2 separate regions of the Homo sapiens genome follow, and region 2 is linked to region 1. Evidence: read pairs that join two places in POLR2A ChIA-PET (ENCODE). Cell type or tissue: CD4-positive, alpha-beta T cell. All regions are shown on one strand. Links, peaks and the distances in the headings refer to the core of each region. The heading gives the core; the rest is flanking DNA.

Region 1 (4,392 bases), core at 271-4,270:
AGTAGTATGCCCAGTAACCTTACTTATTTTATGGAACTTATGAAGAAGAGCTGTTGATTTTTGGTTTGTCTAGCTTTTTACTTGTTGTTAGGACTGAGTAGCAACTTCCAAGATTTTTACATGCCAGTCTGGAAACAAGAAGTCAACAAACATCACCATTGAAAATTTTGAACAAGGTTGTGACATCCCATTAGATTGTTTCACCACGGCCTCGATGTAAAACATTTTTGGATTTGCTGGGCGCGGTAGCTCACGCCTGTAATCCCAGCACTTTGGGAGGCCGAGGCAGGTGGATCGCCTGAGGTCAGGAGTTCGAGATTAGGCTGGCCAACATGGTGAAACCCTGTCTCTACTAAAAATACAAAAAATTAGCCACGCGTGGTGGCACATGTCTGTAATCCCAGCTACTTGGGAGGCTGAGGCGGGAGAATAGCTTGAACCTGGGAGGTGGAGGTTGCAGTGAGCCAAGGTCGTGCCATTGCACCCCAGCCTAGGGAACAGAGCGAGACTCTGTCTCAAAAAAAAAAAAAATTCTTGGATTTTTGAAGCATGGATTTTTGCCGTGCATTGCATCCATTTTCAAGGCTTTTTTTTTTTTAAAGGATAGTTAAGTCTGTCAATTATTTACACTTTAGAAAAAGTAAATTAATTACGTAATAACATCTGAGAGAGAGGCTGGGCATGGTGACTCACACCTGTAATCCCAGCACTTTGGAAAGCCAAGGCAGGAGGATCACTTGAGCCCAGGAGTTTCAAACCAGCCTAGGCAACATAGTGAGATCCCATCTCTAAAAAAAATTTGTTTTAATTAGCCAGGCACGGTGGCATGTGCCTGTAGTCCTAGCTACCTGGGAGGCTGAGGGGGTGCTTGCTTGGATGTCTTAAATCTCTTTTAATATTTTTTTTTCCCTGAGATAAGAAGGTCAAGGCTGCAGTGAGCTGTGATCACACCACCACGCTCCATCCTGGGTGACAGAGTCAGACCCTGTCTCTCCAAAATAACACCTGAGATCAGCAAAGACTAGAAGCATTTTTCATAGAAAAGGAAGGAATGGAGAGCAGTGTGGATAGTGCTTTGGACAACCAAAAACCTTTATAAAGTACCTGTTGCGTTAGAGGGGTCAGAGAATAAGATTTAGAAAGTGAGAAGGGAGTTAAGAAATCTTAGACCAGCTTATTGAAGTGGGGAAAAAAATTAAAAATTTAGGTGTGGTGGCTCATGCCTGTAATCCTAACACTTTGGGAGGCCGAGGCAGGTGGATTTCCTGAGCTCAGGAGTTCAAGACCAGTCTGGCAACACGGTGAAACCTACTAAAATACAAAAAAATTAGCTAGGTGTGGTGGCATATGCTGTAATCCTAGCTACTTGGGAGGCTGAGACAGGAGAATTGCTTGAACCTGGGAGGTGGAGGTTGCAGTGAGCCAAGATCACACCACTGCACTCCAGCTTGGGCAACAGAGTGAGACTCCATCTCAAAAAAAAAAAATTAAAAGAGATTTAAGACATCCAAGCAACCACCATTTGAATTTTGCCTTAGGCCTAATAGCAACTCAAGTTGCACTGAAAATCATTTTGAGTGCAACTTATTGGAAGTAGGTTGTAGCTTGCCAGTGTCAGTGTTAAGAAATTAAGAAGGGAGAGTGTTAATATATCTGTTAAGAGAGTGCATTTGAGAGTCAGCCTCATATGCAATCATTTCTTTGATAGTTGTCTGGCTTTAGAGAAAGCCACTTAACCTTTCAAAGCCTTTTTTCCCCCGCTTTAAGCTCTACCTACAGCAACTAAGTTAACTTCTCATCTAGCCTATTTTTTTCCTTCTCAGACATCAGAATAACTGTATCTTCTAGTATTCGCTGAATTGATCATAATCTCCATTGCCTGATTCACATTTCACTCCCGCTTCTATCTTCTGCCGTTCATTTAACAGCAAAAGTTATTAAATATCTTCTGCAGAAATAAATGAAGACCAACCAAATGAGAAAAGCCTATTTATTCTGAGCCTGCTGTAGCAAGGGAGTCCACCACTATCACTTGCGTTTTGGCAGAGACTCAAGGCAGGCAGAAGAGTAGGAGAGCTGTATAGTGGGGGAAAAAAGAGAAGACTTCGCATTTGCCCTGATTGCAAGTTGTCATGGGGAAGCTGTAGGTGAGCTAACTAGAAATGGGGACATCTTGCGTGATTGGTTAGGGGTACATATTTGGCTCTCTCTGGTTGGTCTCAAGTTGGAAATAGGGACAAAATTACGAAAGCTGTCAGTTATTAATGAAGTTCTTGCCATTTGGCACCAATTGTTATAGAAGTTACTGGTTAGTTTCCTGAATTTTCACTAGTGATAGAAATCTGGTTTCCTGCCAGTCTGACATACCAGACTGACTTCCTGAGTTGTTTATTGTAAATGAGGGGTTGGCTTCCTGGGCAGGTTGCTGCAGGTTATGTCAAAAAATCCATATTTACATATGGTCTCTCCATTGTCTCTTCATATATTCAGTCTTTCACTGCTTTGAATCATTCACAATTATTTTGAATTGACGTCTTTACCATAGGTTAGAAGGTTAATGTCTTTCTGACATGCTTAATTTAGCATCATGTGCCATAGGAAGAATTTGGCAAGCTGAAATTTTCATTTTACTTTTGCTAGCACTTATATACTATTACTCTTTTAACTTTCAGTGGTTACCAATGACACAGGAGCTGAGCTTCCAAAAATTTATTGAACAATCTGACTTACTAGGAGAACTTAAATATGACTTCAATGAAAAAGATGAATTCAGACATACTGAGACACAAAGGCCTTTTGTCTTTAACTATTATGAAAATGTCCTTGAGAAAAATAGCAAGCGCTACCAGGCCCTTGGCCATTTGCTTGAACAATACATTTATGAGCTTTTGGAGAAAGTGTGCAAATTAGAAAAAGTATATATCCCACCTGAGGCTGATAAAGAAGAACCAAGAAGCTTCTTTTTCATGAGCGAGAAAGCATTAACAAATCACCATTCTGCTCTTCTTATCCTTCTTCAAGACCATGGGGTCTTTCGAGCTGGTCAGTGGAGTCAACAGGCAATAATACATCATGGTCTCCAACATGGAAGTCAGATACCATGTATTCAAATGGCATTGCAGGCACACTATGATGTAATTGTGCTAAACCCCAATGATAATTTTGTGGAACCAAAGGTGGAAAAAGAGTGGAAAGGCCTTTTAACACAAAATATTGAGTCATCTTCTCTAAAAATGGTTCAAGGTGGGAGCTTTTTCTCTCTCCAGCATCCTCCCAAATGCATTCCAAAAAGATGCAGCAACACCCCCGAAGAACACACGGCTTACATATGGGATTACTTCATTTCAAAGACTGAAGGCAAGGATATTGCCTTCATTGTACATGGTTATGGAGGCTTGGTTTTTATGGACTTGCTTGTTCGTAGAAGGTGGGAAGTGATGAGCAAAGTATATGCTGTTGCACTTATCGACTCTGAACATCACGTAGGACACCAGCTGGGAAGTGATGTACAATTATTAGCATGGATAAAGCACCACTGCCGTGAATGGGTGACAAGTCCTAAGCCTTTGGATAAACCTGCAGCTACTGTTTTCAAAAAGGAATTTCCTATGGTTTCTGCTGGCACAGAAAAGTACATCTTAGCCCCTTCCTCTAGCCTTCAGTCAATTTTTAAGTACTTTAAAAAAGCTTTAAAAGCCAGAACAACCATTAATTTCTCTCGAATGCCAATAGTGACTAGAAGCTCCACAAAAAGAAAGCAAAGTGCTTAAACTACTTTTGTCATCTAAGATTTTTTTGTCCTTCTGCAACTTTGCTAATACAGATTCTGGAAGAAAAAAGAACACTTTCAACTCACACACAATATGATGTTCTGGCTTGAGGTTTGATTTGTTACTTTTTATTATTTGGTTTTTATGAGGCAGGGTCTGACTTTGCTGCCCAGGGTGGTATGGAAATCTGGCCTCAAGCGAACCTCCCACCTCAGCCTCCCAAAGTGCTGAGATTATAGGCATTAGCCACTGCACATGGCCATGGCCAGGTTTGTTGCTTTTTTTTTTTTGGAGGAGGAGGAGGAGGAGTCTCTGTCACCCAGGTTGGAGTGCAGTGGCACCATCTCAGCTCACTGCAACCTCCACCTCCTGGTTTCAAGCAGTTCTCCTGCCTCAGCCTCCCAAGTAGCTGGGACTACAGGCACATGCCACCACGCCCAGCTAATTTTTGTATTTTTACTAGAGACGGGCTGTTCGCCAGGCTGGTCTAGGACTCTTGACCTCAGGTGATCCACCCACCTTGGCCTCCCAAAGTGCTGGGCTTACAGGCATAAGCCACTGCACCTGGCCATTTTGTTGCTTTTTTGAAAAGTGAACATATTCTCTCTTTTGTAGCCTGTTG
Region 2 (4,392 bases), core at 119-4,118, 130 kb before region 1:
ACAAAGGAATATAATAATTCTCCAATAACATATTTCAATGAAAAGGAAATCCATAAAATATCTGAAAAAGAATTCAAAATAATGATTTTTTTAAACTGAGAGAGATATAAGAGAACACAAATAAATAATATGAAGAAATTAGGAAAACAATTCAGGATCTGAAGGGGAAATTCAGGAAATAAATAGATATCCAGAAAAAAAAAAGAACTAAACAGAAATCCTGGAACTTAAGAATCCAATTAATGAAACAAAAAATACAATCAAAAGCTTCAACAATAGACTAGACCAAGAAGAATTTCTGAACTTGAAGACAGATCTTCTGAAAAAACAGACACATAAAAAAAGAAAAAAAGAATTAAAAAATGAAGAAAGCCTACATGACATATAAGACATCATAAAATGACCAAATATTCCATTTTCAATGTCCCAGAAGGCAAAGAGAAAAAACAAAGGGATAGAAAACATACTTCAAGAAATAATAGCTGAAAACTTCCCAAGTTGAGCAAAAGATTTATTTTTATTATTTTATTTTTAATTTTTACTTTTTTAGAGGTGGGGTCTCCCTCAGCCACCCAAGCTAGAGTAGAGTGGTGCAATCCTAGCTCACTGCGGCCTTGAACTCCTGGGCTCAAGCAATCCTCCCACCTCAGCCTTCAAATCCAGCAAGAGATTTAGACATACAGACACAGGAAATACAGAGATCCTCAAATAGATACAATACAAAGGTCTTCTCCGCAGCACATCATGGTCAAACTACCAAGTCAGAGACAACAAGAAAATTCTAAGAACAGCAAAAGAAACATGTCTAGACACTTATAAGAGAATCTCCATCAAACAAACAGCAGATTTCTCCACAGAAAACATGCAGGCCAGAAGAGAATGAGATGATATATTCAAAGTACTAAAAGAAAAAAAAAACTGCCAGCCAAGGATACCATACCTAGCAAAGTTATCCTTCATAAATGAGTAAGAGTTTTTCCCAGACAAGCAAAAGCTGAGGGAACTCTTCACCACTAGACAGGCCCTACTTACATTAAATGCTTAAGAAAATCCTACACCCAGAAGCAAAATGGCACTATCTAAAATAATGAACATACCTAAAAGTACAAAACTAACTGTTGAACAGATATACAAATGAAAATGACAAAGGAGTTGAACACTGTCACTACAGAAAACCACCAAACTGAAGTGATAAATGATAAAAGTGGAAGAAAGAAAAAAAGGATATACAAAACACCCAGAAAACAATTTACAAAATGCAGGAGTTAAGTCCTCATCTATTAATAATAGCCTGAATGTAAAGGAATTAAATTGCCAACTTGAAATATATGAGCCAGGCACAGTGGCTCATGCTTGTAATCCCAGCACTTTGGGAGGCTGAGGCGGGTGGATCACCTGAGGTCAGGAGTTAGAGACCAGCCTGACCAATATGGTGAAACCCCATCTCTACTAAAAATACAAAAATTAGCCAGGCATGGTGGTGGGCATCTGTAGTCCCAGCTACTTGGGAGTCTGAGACAGAAGAACTGCTTGAACCTGGGAGGCGGAAGTTGCAGTGAGTCGAGATTGTGCCACTGCACTCTAGCTTGGGCAACAGAGCGAGACTCTGTCTCAAAAAAAAAAAAAAAAAAAAAAAACCCAGAAAGACATGAACTGGCTGAATCCATTTTTTTAAAATGACCCAATTCAACTGTATGCTCCCTACTCACGTCACCAATAAAGACATACATTGACCGAAAAAAAAAAAAAAATACATTCCACACAAATGGAAACCAAAAGCATGCAAGAGCAGCTATACATACATCAAACTTTAAGACTGCTTTCGGTTTCCATTTGCAAATTTTAAGTCATGCTTTTGGTTTCCTTTTGTAGACTTTAAGTCAAAAACTGTAAAAAGAGACAAAGAACTACATTATATAATGATAAAGAGATAAGCTAAGAGGATATAATTCCAAATATACATGCACTTAATATTAGAGAACACAGAAATATAAAGCAAATATTATTAGATCTAAAAGAAGAGACAGACTCCAATACAAAAATAATGGGGGATTTCAACACCCTACTCTCAGCAGTGGACAGATCATCAAGACAGAAATTGAACAACAAAGTATCAGACTTAATCTACACTATTGATCAAATGGGCCTAACAGACATTTACAAAACATTTCACCCATGGCTGCAGAATATACATTCTTCTCATCAGCATATGGAACATTCTCCAGGATAGACCATATGTTAAGACACAAAACAAATCTCAATAACTTTTTAAAAATCAAAATCATATCAACTATCTTCTGAGACTGCAATGAAATAAAACTAGAAATCAGTAACAAAGGAACTTTAGAAACTGTACATGGAACTTAAACAACATGCTCCTGAAGAACCACTGGATCAAGGGAAAAAATAAAAAATAAATTTAAAAAGTATTAAAACAAATGAAAACAGAAATACAGCATACCATAACATATGGGATCCAGCAAAAGCAGTGCTAAGAGGGAAATTTATAGCAGTAAACACCTAAATCAAAAAGTAGAAAGATTTCAAATAAACAACCAAATGATGCATCTCAAAAAACTAGAAAAGCAATAACAAACTAAACCCAAAATTAGTAGAAACAAAAAGATAATAAAGTCATAGAAGAACTAAATGAAATATAGTAAGAAAAATTAAAAGGATCAACATAATAAAAATTGTTTTTTAAAGACAAACAAAAATCACTGGCTACACCAACCAAGATTAAAAAAAAAAACAAGAAAGAACACTGAAATAAATACAATCAGAAACAAAAAAAGGAGGCATTAAAACTGATACCACAGAAATACAAAGAATAATTAGAGGATATTATGAACAAGTATATGCCAGCAAACTGGAAAATCTCAAGGAAACTGAAAAATTCCTAGAGACATACAACCTACAAGATTGAATCAGGAAGAAAGAGAAAACCTGAACATACCAGTAACAAGCAACAAGATCAAAGCAGTAATAAAAGGTCTATCAACAAAGAAAAGCCCAGGACTGGACGGTTTTATTGCTGAATTCTATCAATCTTATAGAGAGGAACTAACACCAATTCTTCTCAAACCACTCCAAACAACTTAAGAGGAGGAAATTTTATCTAACTCATTCTACAAGGCCAGCACTACCCTGATAACAAAACTATACAAGGACATGAGAAAAAAAGTTCAGGCCAATATGAGCAACACAGATGCAAAAATCCTCAACAGAATACTAGCAAACAGAATCCAACCACACATCAAAAAAGATAATGCACCATGATCAAGTGAGATTTATCTCAGGGATGCAAGACACACACAAATCAATAATTGTGATACCTCATATTAGAACGAAGGGCAAAAACCATGTGATCACCTCAACAGATGCAAAAAAAGCATTTGATAATATTCAATATCCCCCCATGATAAAAACCCTCAAAATAATAGGCACAGAAGTAACACACTGCAACATGATTAAGGCCCTATATGACAAATCCACAGCCAAATTATACTGATTGAATAAAATCTGGAAGCCTTTCCTCAAAGAACTGGAACAAGACAAGGATGCCCACCTTCACGACTCTTATTCAGCACAGTCCTAGAAGTCCTATCCAGAGCAATTAGGTAAGAGAAAGAAATAAAGGGCATCCAAATTAGAAAAGAGATAGTCAAATTATCCCTCTTTCCAGATGACATGACCATACATATAGAAAAACCTAAATACTCCATCCAAAAACTAATAAATTCATTAAAATTGCAGGACACTGAATCAACATAGAAAAATCAGTAGCATATACCAGCAACGAACTAGCTGGAAAAAAAATAAAGTAATTCCACTTAGAATAGCTACAGAATAAAATAACTACGAATAAATTTAACCATAGAGTTGAAAGATCTCTAAATTGGAAATTACAAAACACCAATGAAAGAAATTAAAGAGGACATAAACAAATGGAAAGATATCCCAAGCTCATGGATTAGAACTAATAGTGTTAAAATGACCATACTTCCCAAAGTAATCTACAAATAAAATGCAATCCCAATCAAAATGCCAATGATATTCTTCCTAGAAACAGAAAAACCAATCCAAAAATTCACATGGAACCACAAAAGACACCAAATAACCAAAGCAATACTGAGCAAAAAGAACAATGCTGGAGGCATCACACTATCTGACTTCAAAATATATTACAAAGCTATAGTAACCAAAACAGCATGACATTGGTATAAAAATAGCTGGGTGTGGTGGTACACATCTGTAGTCCCAGCTATTCAGGAGGCTGAGGAGGGAAGATTGCTTGAAGTCAGGAGTTCAAGGGTACAGTGAGCTATGATCATGGACTGCACTACAGTCTGGATGACAAAGCAAGACCCCATCTCTTTAAAAAACAAATAC

What was found. ChIA-PET counts read pairs that join two places held together with the same protein. Peaks named below come from ENCODE experiments on the same cell type or tissue, not always from the same donor. Only the 100,000 strongest peaks of a DNase experiment are listed, where the experiment ranks them.
Region 2: POLR2A ChIA-PET joins it to region 1 with 5 read pairs; 4 of 35 experiments call an interaction of 5 or more read pairs at or near these places.

Annotation. Positions count from the first base shown.
Region 1 is chr3:101,519,210-101,523,601 of GRCh38, forward strand. It overlaps the pseudogene ARB2BP. Among named protein-coding and RNA genes, the nearest start is that of SENP7, 8.2 kb to the left of the region's middle. In CD4-positive, alpha-beta T cell, for the core only: no CTCF peak of the experiment used is centred there; DNase peaks (open chromatin) are centred at 2,122 and 2,242; H3K27ac peaks cover 2,540 bases.
Region 2 is chr3:101,388,607-101,392,998 of GRCh38, forward strand. The region is part of intron 6 of SENP7 (SUMO specific peptidase 7); the gene reads right to left. Among named protein-coding and RNA genes, the nearest start is that of IMPG2, 70 kb to the left of the region's middle. In CD4-positive, alpha-beta T cell, for the core only: no CTCF peak of the experiment used is centred there; a DNase peak (open chromatin) is centred at 1,765; H3K4me3 peaks cover 803 bases; H3K27ac peaks cover 598 bases.